5 separate regions of the Mus musculus genome follow, and regions 1, 2, 3 and 5 are each linked to region 4. The links are chromatin loops, found by intact Hi-C in ENCODE. Cell type or tissue: left cerebral cortex. All regions are shown on one strand. Region 1 overlaps Gm40135 (a long non-coding RNA gene). Region 2 overlaps A730020M07Rik (RIKEN cDNA A730020M07 gene). Region 3 overlaps Alg14 (asparagine-linked glycosylation 14). Region 4 overlaps F3 (coagulation factor III). Region 5 has its middle 5.4 kb from the start of Gm40135.

Region 1 (5,000 bases), 190 kb after region 4:
GACAGAGTTCTAGGGACTATGTTTGGGAATGGACGTTGTGAATATGGGGTGGGGGAGAGGTAGGGAGAGATTAGGAGGAGAAATAGGAGGAAAACTGACATCAGGGCGTAATATGTGAAGGAATAAATTAAAAATATTAAAATCAAAGAAGAAAGACTATAGGATGAAGTTAGATGAGGCCCAACTGGTTGCCGTGGTCTGCAAAGCAGAGATTCTGGGTTTAGTGCTGTGGCTTGATGAGACGGAAAAGGTTCTAGCCAGTGGTCTGCAAAGTCGTGCTCCACAGAGGAAAAGCAGTTTTGATGTCGGAACTCTGTTTCCTTTCCATTTTTGTTTTTTGTTTGTTTTGTTTTGTTTCAATACTGGGGTTGTACCTCTGGCCTCCTGCTGGGCCAGCTTTGTACCCCTCCACTCCAGCCCTTTTTAAATCTTCTGTTTGGGAATCAACAAGGGTCTCATTGTCCAGGATGACCTTGAATTCACTCTACAGCCCAGGCGAGCCTTGAACTTGTAATCTCCCTGCAGGAAGAGGCAATGCCACATCCCTGGGGATGCTGCAGAGAGTTAAGTACCACTGTGGAAGATCAGCCCGGTCTGTGATGCCTGCCGCATCTTCAGCTTGTTTATTTAGCTGATGCAGAGAGCAGACAGTTCTTAGAGAATGACAGTGGAGTATGACTCCAAAGTAGCTGATCTTCAAGTTGTGGCTTCATTGCAAGGCAGCATGTGCCCCATTGCGGTATGCAACTCTTGATCCAGCAATGGATCCACTCAATGAATGAAATAATTATACAGTCATAAGAAAGGAGGAGGAGGAGGAGGAAGGAGGAGGCCCTCACCTCACCCCACATACAATTTAAGATGGGGAGAGAGATCTGTTTCTCCTCATTTCATGTATGTAAGTGTTTTGCTTACATGTACACATGTGTGCCATATGAATAACTGGGGCCCGTAGAAGCCAGAAGAGAACATCCCCTCAAACTAGACTTACAGATAGGTGGGTGCTGAGGGCTGAGCCCGGGTCGTCTGCAAGAGCAGTCAGTGCTCTTAACCACTAGGCCATCTCTCCAGCTCCACAATTCAAGATGGATGATGATCAAAATTGAAATTGTAAGACTATGAAACTTCTAGGAGAAAAATAGATGCTACCACTTTCGGTTATGTACACATTTGTTAGATGTGACACCAAAATCATGACCTATAAATTTTAAAGTATAACACTGGCCTTTATCAAAATCGAGCTTTGCTACTCCAAAGGAGTCATTAAGAAAATTAAAAGATGTATTCCACATCTCAAAAAAGGATTCATTTTAAAGAAATGTTAAATGTTTGGGGGTGGGGCATGACAAATATGGTTAGCTAGATTTAAGCATTATACAACATATATATGTATCAAAAAAATACAAGATTCCCCCATTGACATGTATAATTTTTATGTTTGATGAATCACTTAAAGTCTGAGGAAAAAAATTAAAAGACAAGCCACAACCTAAGGCATGGTGTTTGCAAAGTACATGTTCTATAAAGGACTCGTCAGAATTTTTACAGTGTAGTAAGAATAACCCAACAGAAAGGAACAAACGGGCCAGAGAGACAAGTCAGCAGGTAAGAGCATTTACTGAGATCAGCACAGTGACTCACACTGTAGATCTCTGCACTGGGGAAACAGAGGTTGGTTGATCTCTGTGAGCTCGAAGCCAACCTGGTCTACAGAGAGAGTTCCAGGATAGAAACCCTATCAAGAAAGACAGAAAGGAAGGAAGGAGGAAAGAAAAGGAAGGAGGGAGGGAGGGAGGGAGGGAGGGAGGGAGGGAGGGAGGGAGGGAGGGAGGGAGGGAGGGAGGGAGGGAGGGAGGGAGGGAGGGAGGGGAAACAGTTCATCTGTAGAAGTCCTGAGTTTGATTCCCAACATCTATGTGGTGTGGTTCACGAATGTCTGAAACTACAGTAACAGTTACAGGGGATCTGGTGCCCTCTTTTGGCCACTGAGGGCACTGCATGTATGTGGTGCACATACAAATAAAAACAATCTTTAAAATTCAATTAAATTTAAACAATAAAATTAAGGGAGGGATAAATCTGATCAAAACATACTTAAATGTCTGAAAAATAAGAAGATATTGATAAAAGAATAAATTATTCCAGATCTTTAAAAACAACCAGACTTAAGAGTTTTTGGTGTTATACGTAGCTCTCTTCTATCAGCCTTAGATTTCCAAAGAATAATTATTCTTTCTGTTGTGAGAACTGAGGGGGAAAGCAACTATGAGAAAGCACAACGGCCTCTGTGATGTGCCTTTGATTCCCTTTCCTTTAAGATTGTTGTTTTGTGATCACTCTGTTTGGCTCAGACGAAGTAGAATCTCAGGCACTGAGAGCATTCGGTCCTGAGTCCTCTCTTTCTTCTAAGCCTGAAGCCATGATGACTTGGATGTAAGCTCACTGCACTTTTGCAGGCCACGCCTTCTCACTTCTAGCTGGGTCTCATTCCCCTGAATTAAATGAAGCTTGCGGCAAGCCTCACCTGGGGCCTGTTCTGTAACCCCTCCATATGCAGAGCGGAGCTGCGGCATCTCGGGCACACGTGTGCATGGCCCATTTGGACACACCATGCATTTCTTTCTTTTTTTTTCTTGTGAGGAAGTTATACATGGTTCAAACGAGTTTTCACTTATTTTCATAACATAACCCAAGTGAAGGCATAGTCGTGATTGCTTTCTAAATCTGTAAATCTCAACTTACTTGAGCTATCAATTAAAGTGTCACTTCAATTAAGATGGATGAAATCTGAGCCGAACTATGTTCTGTTTGTATAAAGAAATTCAGAGCAGAAAATGCACGGCTACGAAAAGCACCAGGCGCCAAATTCAGCATCAGCGGGCCGTGGCTCTGCCTACAGTGAGGGAACAATTGAGATCTAACTTTCTGTCAAGCTGCTTGTTTTTCTCCGATATCAATAATGCTAATTATTAATGTATTTTAAGCTTGATTTCCCATCCTTTTTTCTCACCTTTGTTTGTTTTTGGTTTTCCAAGTTAGAGGTCAACCAGTTTTTCCCCAGTGAGGAGAGTATCTGATACCAAATTCCAAATTATTTGGTCAAAACCTCTGAGATTCTAGGTAGATGAGATATTATCAAGAGAAAGTCACAGGACACAAGAGAGCCAGAAAATGGTGTAAAAGCAGAGTAGAAGGCCATTCTCCTGATTAAGGAACCGTTTCTATAGCACGCAGGATGCATGTTCATCTGTAAAATTCTAAGAAAACAAACAAACAAGCAAACAAAACCATGAGGCTAGACGGTCAGAGTTTCTCAGCCTTTGGGTCCCAACCCCTTAGCGTTTGAACAACCCTTTCATAATGGTCATCTATCCTGCATATCAGGATACACTACAATACACAACAGTAGCAAAAATATAGTTATGAAGCAGCAACAAGAAGAACTTTATGGCTGGCGGGGTCACCACAGCCTGAGGAACTGTATTAAAGGGTCACAGCATTAGGAAGGCTGAGAATCACTGCTCTACGTGGTATGTATATCTTGGTTGATCTTCATTATTGGTATTCATTTGAGTCTTCCAGAAGGAGGTAGGAAACCAATTCCAGCTGCATTTACAGTTAGCTGATTAAACATCTGGATCCAGAGGAAACTGTACCACAACAGAAAGGTAAACGATTGTGAGCTGAAGCCACCCCCACACACACTGGAGGGGGGGGGATAGTGCACACCTTTTTCCTGTGACCTCCCATTCACTACCCGCAAGAGTCTCCTCTCGTAAACTCCACATGCAATCCACGGAGCCCATCACCTCCCTGGGCGAAAATAGGTGAGCGAGCATGTAGTTTCTTACGGTTTAATTTTGTAAAGCCAGGAGAGATGCTCTCTCTGCTCCACTTGTGGCGTCTAAATTGCCAAGGCATTACCTAAAAAAATAAACAGAGTTTCCACAGCCCTGTACACTTATCTTTAAAAACAAAACAAAACAAAACAGAAATACAGTTTTGCATACCACAGACTAGTGTGTGCGGGGTAGGGGGGTGGGGGACATAAACCTTCCAAAGAAGGGTTCAGGGTGATTGTCTGTGGAAAGCATCATCTTGCCAAATACTTATTACTCATGAGGCTGAGGGTGCTCCACATTCTTTCTAGAAATAGACCTTTCCATGAAAAAAACACAATGTGTCGTTGCTTTATGAGGTAAAGCTACAAAGGAAACTATTTTTATCTTTAGGCAGGGATTTTTTTTTTATCCCACTTGAAACGTGGGGGTGAAAATGGGGAACCCAAACACCCGGAAACTCATGACGTTTCTCTTCCTCCGGATTACATTTCTGAAAGACCTCTTCCTATTACATAAAACTATGCTCTGTAACCAAGGGTGTCCAGTAGTGACTGTCCCAGCTTGCTGAGATGAGTGGGCACCAACGGAAGCTTCCAAACCAGACCACAAATCAACGAGGACAGAGATCATACTGCAGGGTACAAGAGCCACCTTAGAATACATGTCTCTCACTCATATCTGTCCCGGGATCTGTGTCGGAAGACGACGAAGTGTAACCACAGAACCTGAGCCTCAGGAAGAAAGATCTGAGCAGCCCAGAGTCAGTTCTGGCTGCATCACTTCCTGAACGTGTGACCTGGAGCAAGACGATGCACCCCAGGGATAGCCCTGCTTCCGGGGAACAGGATTAAATGAACTGTGAGTTTAATGCGTTGTCTGCCCTACAACCAACACTATGGAGATTGGCACAGGGAATTTTCACTCCCCCGCTTCCCAAAGAAGGAAAACAGTGAGACACAAGAAGAAAAGAAGGAAGTGGCGGTGTAGAAACAAAAGCACGTAGCTTTGCCTGCCGACCTGACTGGATATCAGGACAGATGACAGCATCTGAGAATTGAGTGATTCTAAACTCATGTACCAATTAATCTTCTACTCAAGGCATTCTCTTTAGGCAGTGATCCATAAGCTTCATTTATATATATATATTACAAGCTGAAA
Region 2 (5,000 bases), 100 kb after region 4:
CTGTTTTTATTAACAAGTGCCTATTATTAACAAGAAGGTGAAGTTATCACAGGGAACTTTTCAAGATGGTGCCCAAAATCTTCATTTGACACAGGCATATAACAGAGGAAAGGAAGCACACCATTTAGCCTCCTTTGGTTTCTGAGCTTTTCAGTAAACTCAACATGCCCGGCACTAATCTTTCTTGTCTGGCTATGAGCTAGAATAACAGGTAAACACATTCCTAGCCAATGTGAAAATACATTAAGCTTCCATGCTCCGTGAACCATGAACACACCTGCAGATGACAGGTATGCCCCTGTTCCTGGCAAGCCCATGCTGGGCTCCAAGCTGGGCCCCAAGCTCCTTTGTTTTTTAAAGAAGAAAAGGATTATGTGGGAGAGGGAGGGCAGGTTCTCTTGGCAGGTTGAACCTTCTGTGGGCACCTTTGTGAAGACTGGAGAAATTTATACAGTCTTCCAAGCGGTCACAGTGACCCCCAGGCACATGGCTTGGCCAGTAGAGTATAGAAAGATGCTATCTCTATGTGTGGGTGAGAGTGAGGCATCCCTGGCCCTGGGGCCACACACCTTTGCCTGCCCCAGAGATAGATCAAGTTGTCTTGACTTTAGGAGTGGCTGCTGTCGTTTTGCTGGCCGTAGACTTTAAGAACAACAATCTTGTTGATGACTAGGCAGTGAAAGTGACTGGACTTAGCAGACTGGCCATTACTGGGCACTCCTTACCTGCTGGTTCAGAGGCATCTGTCATCATTACCCACTCAGCAAAAAGGAAGTGAATCTGGACCAACACAAACCGCAAACTTCTCTGAAATCTTCCCATTAGAGCAACCCTTGGATATGCAGATCATTCTTGATAAAAATGGAGGTAGAAACGTCCTGGAGAGGCCACTCCACGACTATAGGCAAAACTGCTTTGAGCTTATCCTAAAATATTCTTGATAGCAGAAAAGAGACTATTGGTTTGAAATTCCCTTTAGTAAACATGTTAAATGGCTTCTGAATGCTTCCTGAATCCTTACCTATTTCTGTCTTAATTATACTATAGATGAAAGGGAAATTTTCTGACAAGTCAAGCATCAAGGACCTCCCCCACCCTTCTGCTGGGTTTTCGGGGACACCACCCTGAAAAGGAGATTCACGGGCAGGAAGATATTTGAGCCAAACAGAGCATCACCTAAGAACAAGTAAAAGAAGCAAGACTCAGAGAGGTGGGAACCACAGCACCATTGTCATGGGAACCACAATGTGACAACTCCAGAACAAAGTATTCTTTCCTCCAGCATCAAAGCATAAGTCTTAGGTAAGTATTTATTGGTGCAGAGTGCCTGACCTTTAATCTAACTACCAAGACCAGGTCAAGAGTAATTGTGACTAGCCACAAATTAGATGACCCCACCTACCAATAAAAACAGTTATTGGAGCCAGCAGTATGGCTCAATGGCTACAAACACTTGCCACCAAGCCTGGACCTGAGTTCAATCCCTGGAATCCACATGGTGAGAAGAAAGAACCAACTCCCTTAAATTGTCCTCTGACTTTTAGACAGACTCTATGGTATGCACATACCTGCTCCCCAACACTAATTAAATAAATGCAAAAGAAATTAGAAACTTATTGGCTGGACCAAATCAGCAGATAACCATAAAGTTCTAACGCTGCTCTTAAAACTTTAATGAAATCCGAAAGGCTTAGCGAAAGTAGACGGGCTAGGAGGAAGTACCCAGAGAGCAGTTGTGCTTGCTTCCCCTGTAGGCACAAGAACAAATACAGCTTAAGGTCTTGGGGCAAGCAGGTACTGATACCCATCAGCACTGGCTCAAACCCCAGCCCTGAATGTGACCTGTGTCTGAACCCTTCTGGAGAATGAAGACTGTTCAGCAAACATATTCTTCCAGCGTGTCTAATGCGCTCGCCTCCCTGAGCTTCCTGAGCCAGCTGAGCCTGGGTCATCAGGACTATGCTTTCAAGAGCAGAAAGTATTTCTCAAGAAAGTCAGTTTTGTCCTAACTAGAACAGTGTGTTTGGAGGATGCAGGGGAAATCTTTGAGAATCGGGACTGTCTAGTAGCTGAGAACGGTTCATGTGTATCTTTCCCTCCTCAAAACAGAGCATGTCTTTGACACCTAAAGAATGAAGGGACAGAGAGTTCTGGGTCTTTGGCAGCAAGCCCGTCCATTCATACCCTTACTTCAGCTCTACACTGTTGTGGCCAGCTGGATGTGCCAAGACTCTCCAAACCCAAGATCGCTCACTCGCTTCTTCATCTGTAACATGTCTGCCCCCTCTTGGTGAGAACACACTCTTCCTCACTCCCATAAATCACCCTCAGAATCCAGTCCCCTTCCCAAGGCCAACTTCAAAACCCTCACTACACCAGCAATCTTCTTGAGACCTTTAATCTCCTCATGGAACAAATGTCGTGTTAATCCAATGATAAGTTTCACAACCTTTTTAAAGACATCATATCTAGAAGCTATCACGTATCGGGTACAGGAGGTAGAGACATGTGAAATAAAATTAACCAAGCCAGCTTGGTTACTATGGTCAATAGCTTAGATAGCATGTATTTCTCCATAACAGTTCCTCAGTCTTTAGCATTCATTTGCTTGTTTTAGCTTATGCCTCAGACAATTCCATTACCATCACCGGACTTTGGGCTACATGATCACCAAAGATCCATTCTCATTCAGTAGTCTTAGATGTTATAATTGCCTTGTTAGCGTTCAGTGATCACTTTTGTTCTTGATAATTGTCATCCAGAGATCCCGGGATGTCTCTCTAAGCTTCAGAGAATCGTGGGCAGAGGTTCGGAATTGGTGCACAATAGCATCCCTGCATCTGCTGACTACGGTGGTCAGTGTGATACCCAAGTCCTCTTACTCTTCTCTCCCCATCTGAGAAGCAGGGAGGCTGTTCCAGTGTTCACAAAGGCGCCTTCCAGAGCTCACGTCGTAGCTGACCCACAGTGACTCACTCACACACTCTCACAGGAACACACTGTGTTCTACAAGGACACGGCTGCCAAACCACCTGGCAGAGGAAAACAAACACTCAGCCACTCCCAGCCTCACCCCAGGGGGACATGCTGAGAGCCCCCGAAGGCTTGAGAGTCAGTTGCTGGCCATGATTTTCAGCATAAACACAAGAACCAGTTGAACAAATAACTGTAGAAGTGGGTAGCAGCCAGCCCTGCTTGATTGAAAATCACTCGCCTCCCTCCCTCTCTGGGAGGCTTTGTTCCCTAACTCCCCATTTCCTAGTCATGGCCACTATTGGGCAGATTGAATGAAGCACTATGCTGAGTCTTCTTCAGACTTGGCATACGTGTTAGGCAGGTACTCATTGCTGGAAGAAATCAATGGAAGACAATTCAGTCAAATGACTTAGGTTGCTTCAAGCAGCTATTAGATGAGCTATTTAGATCACCATCTTCACAGTCGAATATACACATCATGATTTCTGTCTCGGTTCATGCTTTATCCTAGTTTTAAATGTCAACTTGACACTGCCTAGGGTCTCAGTTGAGGGACTTTCCAGATCAGATTGGCCTGTGAGCTTGTCTGTGAGGAATGTCATTGATTGGTAACTTATTTAACAGGGCTCAGTCTCCTGTGGTCAACACCAAACCCAAGAAGGTAGCCCTGGACTAAGCTTGCTAACCACAAGCCTGCAAGCAAGCCAATCATAGCATTTCTCCGTGGTTTCTGATTTAGGTTTCTGCTTGAGTTCCTGTCTTGACTTCCCTCAATGGTGGACTATGACCTGGAAGTATATAAGCCAAATAAACTCTTCCTTTCTACAAAATTGCTTTTGGTCAGTATTTTATTACAGCAACCAAAATGAAACCAGGACAATGCTGCCATAGCAGATACTTTAGACTGGGAATTTACAAAGAACGTGAGTTGACTTTATACAGTCCTACAGACTAGAAGTCCAAGATCAAGAAACAGAAGATTTGGTGTTTGATATAGGCTCTTCTCGGCATCCTAGATGATGCCTTGTTCCCAAGTCCTCACATTGGAGAAAAATCAAATGGAAGTAGATCCTCTCTCTCTCTCTCTCCCTCTCTCTCTCTCTCTCTCTCTCTCTCTCTCTCTCTCTCTCTCACACACACACACACACACACACACACACACACACACACACACACAAATTCCTTTTACAATCTGAATCGATCCATGAGGTCGATTGCTCGTAAGGATGCCATCTCCTAACACCATTGTCTTGGGAGTTAAGCTCCAACACGTGAATTTTCAAGGCCAGCCCTCTCTCTATTCTTGTGACAGTGTGTCCACCAGTTCCTCTCAAGTACAAGGCTGCACCATGTGCTCATGGCAGCTAAGCAGCATGCTTCTCAAGACTCGGTTGCACTTGTCCTCAGGTCTGATGGTGACATAGTCCTTGTGGTCATGACAGGGTAACTTACTTAACCATTATAAGAATTAAGTGCAACGGTGTAAAGTTGAAAAGCAAACCAAGGGGTGAGAATACTCAATTCCTAGATGCCTTTACAACCAATGTTGATATGTAAGTGGTGTTGCTGGATGAAAAATACGGGAAGATAAATTGGCCTATACTGTCTAGGACCCTTGCTCTCTCTTTGAAGAAGCTAAAGTTAAATTACAGAGGAGAAATTTGGCTATAGCTTACATAAAGCAATGCAAATGTCAGCCAGAAAGATTCATACTAAAAGAGAGACCTGAACCCACAAAAAAACATCAGTTTATACTGTAGATTTTAAGTCAGAGTTCTGTATGTATGTTAGCTACTTGAAAAATAATAAATCTAAAAATATACCAAGTGGATATAGTGAAATGTATTCTATAGTCCAGGATTCACCTATTTTCTATTTTTTTCAGTCCATATTCAGATTTTAGCATTGCCTCCACAATCATTATTGTTGTTGTTGGTGGTGGTGTTGATATTAAGCATTATAAATGAACATAAAAGTAGAAGACAGAGAGGGAGCTGCTGTATCCTGTCTACATTTTGCCAGCC
Region 3 (5,000 bases), 430 kb after region 4:
TGTTTGGACCTTTTCTCCTCTGCCTTGCCTTTTCTGGGACATCCTTAGAGACACAGTCTGACTGTCTAATGTGCTTACTCTTGGTTTTTCAATGTTTCTTATAGCTTATCGCAGAATCTTCAGTGTGACTGTCCAGTGCTTTGTAGATTTCGTTTTCATTCTTGCAATAAAAAATTTAATAACAATAAAAAAAAACCCTACTCAGAATGTTTTTGAATTCTTAAAAAATTAGATCTTATTCCTGGGGACATGATAACCTCTCATTTCTTTGAAAATAACTGTTTTCTTTTAAGCTTCCCCAACCCCTCCCCTTTTCTCAAAATTCCTTTTGCTGATTGCTGGTTTGGGTTTTTCTTATGCTAGTATCTGACAGTCAGTAGTTATCAGCTCAAACCACTGGTTTTCAAGCAAGAGAGGGGGAACCCTCTTCCTTAGACCACAGAACAATAACTGGAGACGTGCAGGGCTGTTCGCGGCTGGTGGGTGTGCATGGGGTGGAAGGTATTCATTGCATTTGGTGGAAAAGGCCAGGGTTGCTGGTAAGCATCCCATAATACACAGCACATTCTCCCCTAGATACGAAGTTATGAGGCCCCTAAGTCAACAGCCAGGACAGTAGAACGCCTAGCTCATGTTAATGAATGATGTGGGAGCATATGAAGGCAATAAAATGTAAAAAGCAAACGGGACCCACGTGTTAGACCTCGTAGTTTTGTTCTGTGGGCAAACTACTTTCTTCAAAATTAATCTTTAATTAATTCCTTGCCTGGAAGATATAAATGGGATATTCTGGGAAATGATGCAGAGAATAGACCTAAATGGTAAGCATTAGGGGCCAGGGAAGGCATTCGTTCTGCTGAAGCCCCTGTTTCCTAGGTACCATCTCACCCTGTCCTCAGTTGTCATGGTAACACGATGGCTAACACCTTCATAGCTCAGGGTTGTGGCTCTGGTCTTCTACCTGAAAGTGGAGGGTCTGAGAGCACAGTTGGTCTCTATGAAGGCTTCGCCCCTGCTGTGTGGCAATGCAGGCGTCAGAGAAGTTGATGGTGACTTTTACTGACACTGCTCAGTGGTGCTCTTATAAACCTGTAGGGGTGGGGGGCTGTGGGGGATGTGGTGGTGGTGGTGTTGATATGTGTTTGTGTGTGTGTGTGTGTGTGTGTGTGTGTGTGTGTGTATGGTGGGGGTGGTGTCTGTGTGTAGATCAGAGGACAACGTGGAGTGTCTTCCTCAAATGTCTCTCACTGAACCTGAAGCTCACCAATTTGACTAGGCCGGCCAGCCAGCCAGCGAGCTCCAAGAAGCAGCCCATCTCTGCACACCCTGCACAGATTACAGGCACGTGCGGCACTGTCCAGTTTGCTATGTGGATGCCGAGGACCCAAACTCAGGTCCTCCCGCTACAGCGCAGCCAGTTACTGACAGAGCCATCCCTCAAGCCCATTGCCAGTCGACTCCAGCTTCCCACTCTGATGCCTTCCTTTCCAGATGCACCGAGCAGGGGAGGCACCTGCTTGCTTTATATTGTGCACAAAACTCAGCAAAAATTCGGAAAACAAAACTGCTCAATTAGCAGCTACTTTATAGTTTTCGAGAAATAGTATAGGGATAGAGAGATGGTTCAGAGTGCTGTGCACCTGTGTAACAAACTGGTTGTGATTTCTGTACCCCAATGGCATTGGGGGGTGGGGTAGATAGAGACAGGATTGCTGGCTACTAGTCTGGTACACTCACACACTTGCACACAACACCCCTCCACCCCCCGTATGCATATCCACCAAACACACGCAAGAAACATTTTATTGTGGGAAGGCACAGATTCGCGCTACTTCCTTGCTTAGACAAAGAAGCACGTCTGAAGTAAACTGAAATAAATATAACAGAACTGCAGCAAGGGGTTTGAGTGGAAAAAGTCCTTTTTCTGTCATGCTGGGGACCAAATGCGAGCAGTTGTGCATCCTACAGACGCATCCTAACCCTGAACTACGTATGTTCCCAGCCCTGTGGAGAACATCTGGAATACAAACTTCCTGCAGGTGGAAGGTTGACTCTTGAGTTATGTAATGTGTTCTAACTCAAGAAAAGGCAATCTAAAAAAGAAGAAATGACAATAATATCTAACAGAGATGTATGATTTTGACCTCCAAAAAAAGGGAGTAGAAGACTCTCCTGTCTAACCCTGACCAGATCAGTCTGTAGCACTGATAGTTTCTGGCCATTTCTGGTCAACAGCTCAATGGCCTGTAGTATGCTGCCACCTGGTGGCAGGATGGAGGAATGGCAGCAAACACAGCCATCTTGTCTGCAGAGGGAGAGTACAATAGAAATTCTTCATCAACCCACTGGAGGGACCTCCCAAGAACATTCTTCAAGTCTTTAAGGGAGGAAAGTGTGTTGAATGGAAGAGAACAAGGGATTGAAGTGGTCAAGGGCGGCCAGGGGAGTAAGAAGGAGAGAGCAAGCAAATGTGTAGGGCTTAGGAAAGCTTTGCCTGAGTGCAAGAAGCACCCGCAGAACACCAACTCTTCCAGCCACGGTGGAGGCGGCTGGACAAGTCTGGGTGATACAAGACACTTAGAGGCACGTAGACAGACTTCCCAGAGCGTGATGGCAAAGCAACAGTACTCTTCACACACACACACACACACACATGTTCGTTTCCCTCCCGTCCCCCGACTTTTAAGACTTACGTATTTTGTTTTCTGTGTATCAACGTTTTACCTGTATCTGTGAATGTGAGCCATGTTCATGACTGGTGTCAATCTCATGGGGATCATAAGAGGGGACGAGGTCCCATCCTCTGGAACTGGGAGTTATAGATGGTTGTTAAGACACCATGTGGTTACTGGAAACTAGCTGGGTCTTCTGCAGGAGCAGCGAGTACTCTTAGCCACGGAGCCGTCAGCTGACCAGGCCAACGATAGTATTCTTATAATTGCCTACATTAAGCTCCTAAGTCACCCCTTTTCTCCTCGAATTCCTATCAGATCTTCCTGGAAAGTCTGCTAACTCTACTTTTGTCAAAGTGATAAAGGTACCGGAGAGAAGCCTCGGTGGGTAAGAGTGCTCGTCGTTGCTCTTGCAGAGAACTTGGGTTCAATGGCCAGCCCCTACATGATAGTTCGCAGACATTGGTAACTTCAGTTCCAGTGGATCCAGTGACCTCTTCTGACCACCAGGGGCACCAGGCATGCACATGGTACATACACAGATATGCAGGTTGTAATTTTCAGATACATTAAATCTGCTAGGCAGATGGTGGTGCACGGCTTTGATTCCAGCACTCGGGAGACAGAGGCAGGTGGTTCTGTGAGTTTGAGCCCAGCATGGCCTACAGAGTGAGTTCCAGGACAGCCAAGGCTACAAAGAACAACAACAACAACAACAATAACAACAACAACAACAACAACAAATCTAAAAAACAGTCCAACTGTTTGCCCTCCTTATACCCTGACTAGTGCAAGCCAGCTGGGAGGCTGCAGGAGTCCCCAGATTCTTGGCGTTGTTTGCGCTTTGCAGTACAAGGAGAAGCTGTAACTCGGGCGTCAGACCCTACCACACAACTAAGCACGTTCATCCAGTGACCCCCAAGACCCTCAGTGAGACAGGAACTGCATTCGATGTCATATGTTGCTCTGCCTGCCTTCCATCAGCCTCTGTCCTTCCACTCTGAATTCTGCCACTGGACCATAACATAGCATTGCTCCCCTCCGTGGCTTTGTGATGTATGTGCCTTGTGCTGAAACAGCCTTCTTCTCAGTGTCCTCTTCCCCAGGCCCAGTGAGCAGCTGCATTCATTCCACTGCTCCTGCCCATGTAACCTTCACAGCGCTGTTCATCTTCTGATGAACTTACAGTTACATTGTGTCTTGTATGACTATCTTCTCGCTGCAGCTGAGTGGGGTTCATGATAGAAGGAGTGGTCTTGGGTTGATTCTGTTAACAGACCATTCCTGTCAAGTGGGGCAAATACTTATAGCTGAATAAAGTGTTCTAAAAGACAAGAGTTTTGCCACTCACACTCAGGAGGCAGAGGCAGGTGGATCTCTGTAAGTTCAGGTCAGCCTGGTCTACATAGGGAATTCTAGGACAGCCATAGTTACATAAGAGACCCTGTTAAAAACAAAAAAGCCGGGCGTGGTGGCACACGCCTTTAATTCCAGCACTCAGGAGGCAGAGGAAGGCAGATTTCTGAGTTCAAGGCCAGCCTGGTCTACAAAGTGAGTTCCAGGACAGCCAGGGCTATACAGAGAAACCCTGTCTTGAAAAACCAAAACCAAAACCAAAACCAAAAAAAAAAACCCCATAAACAACAAAACAACAAAAAACAAACAAACAAAAACAAAAAATCAAAATGATTTTGATTGTTTTAATGTTAAATGTGGGTGTGTGTAAAAATACCAGTTTTAAACATCAAGAATATGCCTGTACCTTTATTTGTATCATATTTAATATGTCATGGTAAGATCTCAATGCTGTGCCCATGCTATTTCCTTGTATTAAAAGTCCCTTCCTAGAAATTAAAAAAAAAAATCATCACATCCTACTAATTGCTTATACTGAGCAAAATTAGAAAATCTGGAAGAAATGGACAATTTTCTAGACAGATACCAGGTGCCAAAGTTAAAACAGGTTCCGATAAACCATCTAAACAGTCCCATAACCTCCTAAAGAAATAGAAGCAATCATTAAGTTTCCCAACCAAAAAAATCCCAGGACCAGAGGGGTTTAGTGCAGAATTCTATCAGAATTCAAAGAAGACCTAATACCAATACTCTTCAAATTATTCCACAAAATAGAAACAGAAGGAACACTACCCAATTTGTACTATAAGCCACAATTATGCTTATACCTAAATCACACAAAGACCAAACAAAGAAAGAGAACTTCAGACCAATTTCCCTTATGAACATTCATGCAAAAATACTCAATAAGATTCTTGCCAACCGAATCTAAGAACACATCAAAACGATCATTCACCATGATCAAGTAGGCTT
Region 4 (5,000 bases):
TATCCTTTGAGATGTGAGACTGCTTCTCACTCGTCTGACGTTTCACCCTTGACTCTTCCCCCATCCGGTCAGCTGCAGCAGTTCTGTGACCCTTGTCTCAGGAAGGGAGGTGGCAGCTAGCAGTGAGGTTCCCTGTGGCAGGGTAACCAATCAGGACTAGGACATAGATCAGACCTGGAAAGGGCTGTGGCATCAAATAAACATTGCCTCACCTCCACCCACTCCTCCTCACACTAGGAAGGTATCAGCTAAGCTAAGGAAGAAGAGGGAGTTAGAAGGGGTGACCCTGGTCACTGTGGAACTCTGCCTCTGCGCATGATGGAACTGCTAACCATCAAATCACTGCAGTGCTGATTCCCTGCAGGGGGTCTTAAGCCTGAGCCACTAGCCTTCTCTGTGGAAGTGAGGGAGGGTGCACAGGGCACCTCCCTTCCCTACTGATACATGCTTGGGACGGACGCTCCTCATCAGTGGTGTCCCGGCAGCGAATTGCCCATGCTTCTGTGAGTAACCCCCACCCACGCTGTATGTCATCCCAGTTAAACTCCTTGGTTCAGCAAACTACATTTAGATGTGTCTTAGTTAGGGTTACTATGGCTGAGATGAAACACCATGACCAAGAGTAACTTGGGGAGGAAAGGGTTTATTGGTTTACATGTCCTGAATCATAGTTCCCTGGAAGAAGTCAGGGGACGTCAAACTAGCTGGACAGGAACCTGGAGGCAGGAGCTGATGCAGAGGTCACGGAGGGATGCTGCTTACTGGCTCGCTCCCCATGGCTTGCTCAGCCTGCTTCCTTATAAAACCTAGGACCACCAGCTCAGGAATATCGCACCCACAATAAGTTGGCCCTGCCCCCCCCCCTATCAACCACTTATTAAGAAATGCTATTCAGGCTTGCCTGTCGGCAGCCTGATCTTATGGAGGCGTTTTCTCAACTGAGGTTCTCTCTTCTCAAGTGATTCCATCTTGTATCAGGTTGACCTAAGATTAGCCAGCAGCAGATGGAATTGTTTCTGTGTTCTGTCACTGGTGTCCTGTCTGCAGTGAATGGATGTTGGTCCATACCCTTCAGGAAAAGCCACACTGCAGTGGGAGATCACTGGTGTGCCTGGAATGATTTCTGCTGTCAAATAGGGAAAAGAGGTGGGGGGGGTGGAAATTAAAAATGAAGTCCTAAAACCCAGCATGTTATGATAGTCCTGTCCTTGGGCGTTGTGCCTTGTCATGAAGATCATGGTCAGAGCAGGGAGGAAGGAGGTGAGTAGTGGAGGCAGGGTGGCAGCCTTGCCTGGCAGGGTCATCATAGTGCCTCAAAGTGGAGTTGGGGAAGTGGCAGTTGCAACTCGTATCTTGTTTAACCCAAAAGCTGGCCAACTTCATTTAGATTGAAGGGGCATGGGAAAAGGAAAGACACTCTAATAATTACACCAGGGTCTTGGCCTCCTGAGCCAAGTTGTCCATTTCTTGAAATGGAAAAGACTGGAGAGAACTGGATTTGAAGGAGGTAGGGAATTAGCTTCTCTTTGGATGGTTTGAATAAAATCCCTGTGAGATGTCAAGTATGTTTTGTAAGTAGTTGGATCTGCAGGACAGCTGTGAACTTTTAAAGAAGTTGGGGCTACAGTGCATATTTGGAAGGCATCATAATTTGTTAGATGTTGCAGGCTTAAAGCATGTACACTAGGTGGCGCTTGGCCATGGGCTTGGACCTAATGCCAGAGTAACTGTTATGGAGGGGGGAGGGGGAGGGGGAGGGGGAGGGAGGGAGAGAGAGAGAGAGAGAGAGAGAGAGAGAGAGAGAGAGAGAGAGAGAGAGAGGAATGGAATGGACTTTTCAGCCTCAAAGTCCACCAGCAGCAACAAACTCCAACAAGGCCACACCCACCATGGCCAATCTTTCCCAAATAATGCCACCAGCTGGGAACCATGCACTTGAACATATGAGCCTATGGGGGCCGTTCTCATTCAAACCACCATAGCTGGCTTCTTTCTTTATGCTTGACTTTCATAATACAATGTTAGTTTGGGTATTTCTTTTTAACTACAAAGGACAGAAGGCTTGATCACAGGGAACAGAAAACCCAGCTCCAGCTTGCTAAAATAATTAGTTGGGTTTCCAGTGGTGGGGGCTTTGGGTGAAGTGTATTCCAGGAGTCTGTCACGTCCCCAACTTGTCTTCTCATTTTGCTCTACAGATCATCTGTGTGCAGCACCCAGTCAGAGCATCCTTTTGTGTGTGATTAAGTGAGGGCTCCTGCTATGTTAAACAAATGTGCATACTGGTCATTTGCGGGAGCCTCTCCTTAAATAGGATTGATCCCACTCTATTAAAGCCAAGATTATAATAAAGAAAAAAAGAAACAGCGAGGCAACAGTTGGGGGAAGAGAATGTGTTAAAGAGTACGTGTTAAATCCAGGAGCTCATAGGAAGGGCATTCAGAAATGAGTTTTCCCTAAGGGAGCAAGATGATTGTTTAAGAGAGAGTTGCTCTGACTCAGAGTTCAAAAAGAGTCTCTTACATATATGCCAAACAGTAATTTAAGATGGAAAATGTATCTGTAGAGAGCTTTCGAGTTCTGTTTAGTAATTAATATAGTATGCTTGATAGGCTCCAGCACAGGGAGGGAGACGTTCAGTTCGGCCCACTAGAGGGCAGCAGTTCGGCTGCAGAACCCGTTGTGTTGATTTAGGAGCAGCTGTCTCATGTCCACAACAAGGAGAGAGGGGGCCTGTGTGCAATGGTTAACGCTGGGAGTGGAACCTTCTGATTCCCGCAGCACCGCTACACCGCATCTATAACGACTTCCTCCTGCTCTACCTTGTTACATCCAGACCTGCTTTCAGTCTGCAGATAATTCAAATTCCTTAGATTATGAAGCTAGGGGATTACATAATGCTATAATTATTCCTGGCAGAGGAAGGCAAGGTCAGTCATGAGCTCCTGTAGCCAACTTTGCCCTTCGTGTGCTACACCGAGCTCTTTGTCCTGGATAAGTCATGTGAGCAGGGACTCAAGATAAGGCGTAAGGCCCCTCTCTGAGGACAAGGACACATGCTTGTCCTTTCTCTTTGGGACTCCACCACACACACTGGTCGCTGTGGTATCAAAAGCTGCACTGGTGCCCGCAGCGGGGCAGATGGAGCGCATTTGTTATTGAGTAAACAAAACCGACCAGTTAAGAGGGCCACTGGCAACTCCCCAGCCTTGCACAGAGGGAGGGAAGCAAGAGCAGGTTTGCCTGGCAGCCAGCTCAGAACACCATCATTCAGTTCAGATCTTCTTTCTGCGCAGTGTAGACTTTTGCTGCCTCTGAAGGACTCGCTCCGTTTCTCCGTTTTAGAAGTCACTGAGTCAACTCAGCATGACCGAGTCCTTGTGCTTAGTTTCCTCACATGAGGTCTAACTTGATCCTTCCAATTTTTATCAACAACAACAACAAAATCAAAGGCAGGTCTCTTTTTCTTTGAGCCTCCTCCAAAATGCAAGTGAGTGACTGGGGAGAACCCTAAGTCTGTACTAGATGGTCTCTCTCAGTAGGCTAGGTTTATCAGGCTTAGTCACGTGACTTGCTTGACTGGTGAACCAAAGTATTCGGTGGAAGTGTTAAGACTATGAATTCGAATGAGTCTAAGGGTCAAAGGGCAGGGATTACGAGGGAGGGACTGCAGGGAGGAAAGGGAAGGGGGGAAGTGATGTAATTATAATCAAAAAGTCATTTTTAAAAAGTGGCTTAAACATGGAAGGTGTAGCCGGGCGTGGTGGCACACGCCTTTAATCCCAGCACTGGAGAGGCAGAGGCAGGCGGACTTCTGAGTTCGAGGCCAGCCTGGTCTACAGAGAGAGTTCTAGGACAGCCAGGGCTATACAGAGAGAAACCCTGTCTCGAAAAACTAAAAAAAAAGGAAGGTGTAGCAGCCTGTTTTGCTGTTTTGTTTTGTTTGCCTTGGTATGGTTGTGCTTTGGGGGGGGGGGGGTGTACGCATGTATGTGTGTGTGTGTGTGTGTGTGTGTGTGTGTGTGTGTGCGCGCGTGCATGTGTGTGTGTGTGTGTTCACCTTTGCTCTGATCCAATAGAGACCCCTGCTTTGTTTCGGGCCTTGTAATGAGAAGACACCATTAGGAGCTACCACCTACCAACACTCACAAACACGTAGTCTAAGCGAAAAGTATATATTGTTGTAAGCCACTAAGACTGATAAGGTCAATTGTTACAGCAACGGAGTCACCTAATGTGAAAACCAAGAAGTAAATAATAAGTGGAAGATATAAATGCGATTGTCTCAATTCCCAATCACCTTTATTTATATAAAAGTATATTAAATAAATTATCTCAAAATATACAAATAGAAGCTATATAAATAGAAAATCCCATATACAAAACCTTTAAATTTTATGTAAATATATACAATGTTAACCATAAACATTTCTAAGTACCTTAAATCATAAAACTATATGTAGTTTCTTTGTATAGTAGTCGTATAAAAATAGAGTTGGCTGTCAAATGTTTAAACCCCATCATTGTCAGTTAAAGTGCTAAATTGTAGGAAAGTACAAATCACAAAGATGCCCCAAGCAGAAATATCCTGCATTTAACATGTTTATATGAAAGTTTGCCACTTGCTTTGAACTTCCAAAAGTACCTATTCGAGGGAAAAAACACCCAAATACCGCTTTATAAAAGTACGACTGTTAGAAAAGTCCGCCCAGTTCCCACTTTACTGTTCTACAGCCTATGAAATCAACTTCTCAAAGATTTTCCAAAAGCCCACCCAGGTTATATGAAAGGCATCTGTCCACTGGCTTTGCCTGGGTGACCTAGTGTCTTCCTGAGTGTAGACCATACAATCTAAAGCATTTGTGCAAAAGGCGCTGTAGTGTTAACCAGTTTGTACCGTTTCAGTTCGTCCTAACGTGACAAATGCTAGTGTTGGAATCAAAGCGTTAGCTGGAGTAACAGGCCATGAAGGCAGCCTCTCTGAGCTAGGATCGGCAGGC
Region 5 (5,000 bases), 200 kb after region 4:
CCTTCTGCCTCCACCTCCCCAGGCTTGGGATTATAAGCCTGTGCTTCCGGGCCTCAGATCTGCCACACGGCTCTGTAAACCAGGCCCAGGTCCTTGCGTTTGCAATGTGCATTACTAACTGAGCAAGCTTCCCAGCCTTCTCCCCAACCCAGAGGTTTTATGCATAGAAAATGACTTCAGTGTTTTCATATATAAAATAAAAAGGGAAAGAAAAGAAACTGTATCCAAAATCATGACATGATTGTGGGATTTATTTATTTATAGGTTATCATACATGAGTAGTATATTTAAACCATTTCCACTCCACCATCTCTCGTTCTAATCCCTCATGTGTTGTATACACCCAATGCCTTATCAAGTTCATGATGTCTTCTGTTCTCTTTCTCTCCCCCCTGGCTTTTTTTTTCCCTTCGGTTTTTCAAGACAAGGTTTCTCTGAGCAGTCTTGGCTGTCCTGGAACTCACTCTGTAGACCAGGATATCTTCAAATTCATAGAGATCCACTTCCCTCTGCCTCCTGAATGCTGGAATTAAAGGTGTGTGCCACTACTGCCCAGCGATGTCTTCTTTAATTATTATTGTGACATGTGTGTGTGTGTGTAATACAACCTGATGAGTCCATTTAGTACATCAGATAAGTACATCAGATTCCATTTTTCTAATTACTTATCTCCAGTGAAGCTGGCATCCCAAATTAATGTAGCTTTTAAAAATAATATTTGTATTAGTTTTTTGAGAATTTCATACAATGTATCTTGGCATTTCCCTCCTAGATCTACTCCTGCCTCCTCAACAACTCCATACTCTCTCTCTCTCTCTCTTAAAGGTTCATTTATTTAATGTATATGAGTACATTGTAGCCGTCTTCAGACACACCTGAAGGGGGCATCAGATCCCATTTCAGATGGTTGTGAGCCACCATGTAGTTGCTGGGAATTGAACTCGGGACCCCTGGAAGAGCAGTCAGTGCTCTTTTAAGATTTATTTATTTAAATTATGTATGTGTGTACACTGTAACTGTACAGATGGTTGTGAGCCTTCATGTGGTTTTTGGAAATTAAATTTTACTCCGGTCAGCCCTGCTCGCTCCAAGCCCAAAGATTTTATTATTATACACAAGTACACTGTAGCTGACTTCAGACGCACCAGAAGAGGGCATCATATCACATTACGGGTGGTTGTGAGCCACCACGTGGTTTCTGGGATTTGAACTCAGGACCTTCAGAAGAGCAATCAGTGCTCTTAACCGTTGAGCCACCTCTCCAGCCCCACAATCTGAACTCTTGCCTGTGTGATGTACAGTATCTTTTCTATTTAAAGATTTATTTATTTATTAGATGGAAGTACACTGTAGCTGTCTTCAGACACCCTAGAAGAGGGCGTCAGATCTCATTACAGAGTGAGCCACCATGTGGTTGCTGGGATTTGAAGTCAGGACCTTCAGAAGAGCAATCAGTGCTCTTAACTGCTGAGTCATCTCTCCAGCCCGATGTACAGTATCATGAGGCCTCTGAATTTGCTCCCCAGGACTGTATCTTGTCCTCACTATCGCTCTAATACATTTGCTAACATAATATTCCCTTTCAAGTTTGATTATTTATACAACAAGTTGAGCCCAGCAGCAGAACAAATGATTAGGGTGCATAAAGCCGTGGGTTCAGACCCCAGCACTAAAATGAGAAAGAAGACAATGAGGTTTTGCCTAAACACACACGTAAGAGACAGTTTAAGATGCTGTTTTCCAAGGCTTCCACCCTACAAAATGCTCCATGAGATTCAGTTTGGAGCTGATTAACTGTATCTTAAAGCAGGCTCATCTTTCAGGGCTCAGCGGGGCCTCTCTCCCCATGACTTCTGTGATTACCTCTGTTTTCTCTCTCTCTCTCTCTCTCTCTCTCTCTCTCTCTCTCTCTCTCTCTCTCTCTGTCCTTTGCGCTTCCTCCTGGGTTTCTCTTTAGATCCCGTTGTCCCAGAGGAAAAACAAAAACAAGACAATCAAACAGAACACAAGATGCCTTGTATATCTAGTGTAGAAGAGAAATCGTGGCTCAGCTCTCATTAATCAACCGATTGGGTAGAGTTCACCAGCCGCTCACTTTGTCTTGTAAATAATTACTTAGAGTCTGAGGCCCATGAGCTCTGCTTGAAGTCTTCTGGCTCCATCTTCTGGATTAAATTGTAAGTATTTGGAGAAAGAACTGGGTGAAAGTCCACAGAGCAGGGTGGGACTTGAGGGAGTGAAATCAGGTGTCTGGGCTCAGGATTCCAGGAGCTCCTGACCCGTTCTCAATCACATCACCCCCATCCCCCACTCCCCCTACCCCCACCCCTGCCCAGCCGGCCTCAGGGAGACTGGCTGGGCCAGCTGCTGCCAATCTAGTGTTTTATCTGTGGGGTCATGACCTGCACTCTAGTGCTTCCTACTCTTCCCTGTCTAGACTTGCAGTCCACGGTCTGACATCAGTTCAGAGGCGCCCACCAAAGCCTCTGACAAGGGCCATTACAATAGCCAAGATGAGCTGAAAGCAAACAGATGAAAGCAGTAAAAATTAGAACTCACTCACCCGGAAAAGGCTGAAGGTGGATGAGCTCTTATTCTAACATCTTTGTACACAATACTAAGGCAGAAAAACTCTTCTGATTCTGTGCCGTTTATATTTAGCGGATACTTCAATATCTTGATCTTTTTTAAATGTATAGCAACAGGCTTTTATGAAGAAAGTCCATTTGCACTGTAGACTCCGTTCTAAGTTAACTTGCCCTTAGGCAAGGGCATGGCCCCTGCCCTTGAGGTCTGAGAAAAATCACAAAATGTCCCTGGAAGTAACAAAATAGACATAGTAGCTGCTGCTAGCTGATAACAACAGAGTGGGCTAAGAAAACCTAAGTCTTTCCTAGGTCAAGGTGCTCCGGTTTTGATGTACGCTCCCTCCTTATGGTTTAACCAGGTGCTGTAAACCAATTAGTTTAAAGACCTTCCACGGACCGGGCTCAATCGGCCCCCCTCAATTCGTGGGGAGTCAGGGGTTCCGGCAGGTGGACATAGAGTCGGCGAGAATGGGGTGACAAACAGACATGACACGAGAGAGTGTGTTGGATCTGAATGTAATGTCAAATTGAGCATCAAACTTTTTATACAGTAGAAAATAGGGAAGTTCGGTGACACATCGGCAAGGTACAATGAGATTACTGGATGCTTAATGACTATCACACAAAACAGGAATGCAAACACAAAGACTGGCAGGAACTGGGCAATAAAACAACTGAGACAAGGTCAGCTCTATCTAAGGTCAGCTATATTCTAGGAAGCCAGGTGTGAGGTCTTTACACTCCCAGGGCAAGGGCTTTCATGCCCAAGTCATGGCTCTAATTAGGGAGTTCCGTTCTAGCTAACCTTCTCATGAATAATGCAATACTTTAAAACCACAGCTTGATCTAATTCCTAAACCATTGTAAATTCCTGTATATGGGAGTGACTTGGCTTTTATTCTAAGTGATTGTGTGTGGGGACTTTCTACTAATAAGTAATGTAGTCTGCCATACATAACTATAATAAGAATTCTAAACTTGGGGCTGGTGAGGTGGCTCAGCGGTTAAGAGCACTGACTACTCTTCCAAAGGTCCCGAGTTCAAATCCCAGCAACCACAGTAACCATCCATAACGAGATCTGACGCCCTCTTCTGGTGTGTCTGAAGACAACTACAGTGTCCTTACATATAATAAAGAAATAAATCTTTAAAAAAAAATTCTAAATTTACGTTGCTAAGCTTGCCCTGAGATTTCTAACTCTATGTAGTATATAGTAAGGCCTGATTTCTTTCACTATCTCTCTTACAATACTAGAGGCAATTCTGAATGTCACTGAATAGGCAACTTTCTTACCAAGACCAGAGTCAGCTCAAGGACTACCTAGGGTATTGGTGAAGGCCAAGAAGCAAAGTTCCATTTTGCTTAGGTATTTGGCAAGTCATTGCTTGGAGGCACCTATAACGAAACAATACTGAAAGGAAGCACACAGATCCATTCACCAGGACAAAATTGGAGCATATGTGCTATGGGATGCCACAGTTCCAGGAGACTAAGTTTCCAAGAAACTCTTCTCCTTGGGACTGCTTCCAGGTTTCTAAACCTGTCAAGCAAGTCACTACTGGAGTGGATGTAGCAAAGACCAGCATTCCTTTACCCTCTCAGGTAACACCAAGGCTTAGAAACACCCGCTTGCAGTTTTCCCCCTGCTTGCAGGGTTTTTCCCCCCGCTTGCATATAGATACAAATAAGTATACAGAAATGCAGATAAATGAATGATGGATAGATGGGTTAGATGTGTAACAAATTTTTGGGCACCCTGAGTTGCCTTCGAGACAAGTGTTTGAAAAAGAACAAAGTTAAGTCGTCAAGCAAGTTGACATTTGGAAAGGTATCAAAGGTGTCACTGAAGCCATGACAGTGTGACCAGAAACTGGTGAGTTGCAGCTGGAACTATGTGTGCACCTATGCAGGTCAGGGCTGAGGGGCTGGAACATCCCTGGGTGCTGTTCTGAGATGGACCCCTCAGCCTGCTTCTCCAGCCTCCTGAGCTGCTCAGGTCCACACACACACACACACACACACACACACACACACACACACACACACAGAGAGAGAGAGACCTCTCACGGTGCTCTGCGCACTAAGTCTGAGCCAGAACACAGGACGCCTTTGTTCTGAATTTGTATGAATAAATTGCAAACAGTGCTTGGTGCGTTTTCTAGGGCTTCCATGACCAAACCCCACAGGCTGGGCAGCTTAAACAACAGCAAGGCACTTCCTCACAGCACTGGGGGCTTGAAGCACAGAACACTTGCCTGTTGCCCAGACCCCTGAATTGCAAACGGTGCCTTCTCCTGGTGACTTCACAAGGCCTCCGTTCTGTGTGTGCTACAGCTGAAAACTGTTTTCTTGAAAAACAAAACCCAGAAGGCTGAGACTGTCTCACCTGTGCCACCCTGGACTCCTAGTTA

The links. A loop is a pair of places that touch in the nucleus more often than their neighbours do. Peaks named below come from ENCODE experiments on the same cell type or tissue, not always from the same donor. Only the 100,000 strongest peaks of a DNase experiment are listed, where the experiment ranks them.
Region 1: it touches region 4 in a loop (5-fold over the local background); 32 of 42 quality-filtered maps call a loop at or near these places.
Region 2: a loop joins it to region 4, with 9 times the contacts of the local background. A loop is called at or near these places in 12 of 42 quality-filtered maps.
Region 3: it touches region 4 in a loop (7-fold over the local background); 32 of 42 quality-filtered maps call a loop at or near these places.
Region 5: a loop joins it to region 4, with 5 times the contacts of the local background. A loop is called at or near these places in 40 of 42 quality-filtered maps.

The regions. Positions count from the first base shown.
Region 1 is chr3:121,547,545-121,552,544 of GRCm38, reverse strand. The region is part of intron 1 of Gm40135 (a long non-coding RNA gene); the gene reads right to left. Among named protein-coding and RNA genes, the nearest start is that of Gm40135, 4.8 kb to the right of the region's middle. In left cerebral cortex, a CTCF peak has its summit at 2,003 (motif pointing left); DNase peaks (open chromatin) are centred at 1,978 and 4,331.
Region 2 is chr3:121,633,742-121,638,741 of GRCm38, reverse strand. A730020M07Rik (RIKEN cDNA A730020M07 gene) reads left to right here. Exons shown (of 3, transcript NR_036458.1): 3 at 1,048-1,616. Among named protein-coding and RNA genes, the nearest start is that of A730020M07Rik, 10 kb to the left of the region's middle. In left cerebral cortex, a CTCF peak has its summit at 2,299; DNase peaks (open chromatin) are centred at 2,189 and 3,076; H3K27ac peaks cover 592 bases.
Region 3 is chr3:121,305,035-121,310,034 of GRCm38, reverse strand. The region is part of intron 2 of Alg14 (asparagine-linked glycosylation 14); the gene reads right to left. Among named protein-coding and RNA genes, the nearest start is that of Alg14, 16 kb to the right of the region's middle. In left cerebral cortex, CTCF peaks have their summits at 2,272 (motif pointing left) and 3,178 (motif pointing left); a DNase peak (open chromatin) is centred at 2,266.
Region 4 is chr3:121,734,329-121,739,328 of GRCm38, reverse strand. F3 (coagulation factor III) reads right to left here. Exons shown (of 6, transcript NM_010171.3): 6 at 4,277-5,000. Among named protein-coding and RNA genes, the nearest start is that of F3, 13 kb to the right of the region's middle. In left cerebral cortex, CTCF peaks have their summits at 1,659 (motif pointing right), 2,433 and 2,639 (motif pointing right); DNase peaks (open chromatin) are centred at 1,703, 2,663 and 3,089; H3K27ac peaks cover 790 bases.
Region 5 is chr3:121,537,342-121,542,341 of GRCm38, reverse strand. No RefSeq gene overlaps it. Among named protein-coding and RNA genes, the nearest start is that of Gm40135, 5.4 kb to the left of the region's middle. In left cerebral cortex, a CTCF peak has its summit at 2,159 (motif pointing left); a DNase peak (open chromatin) is centred at 2,079.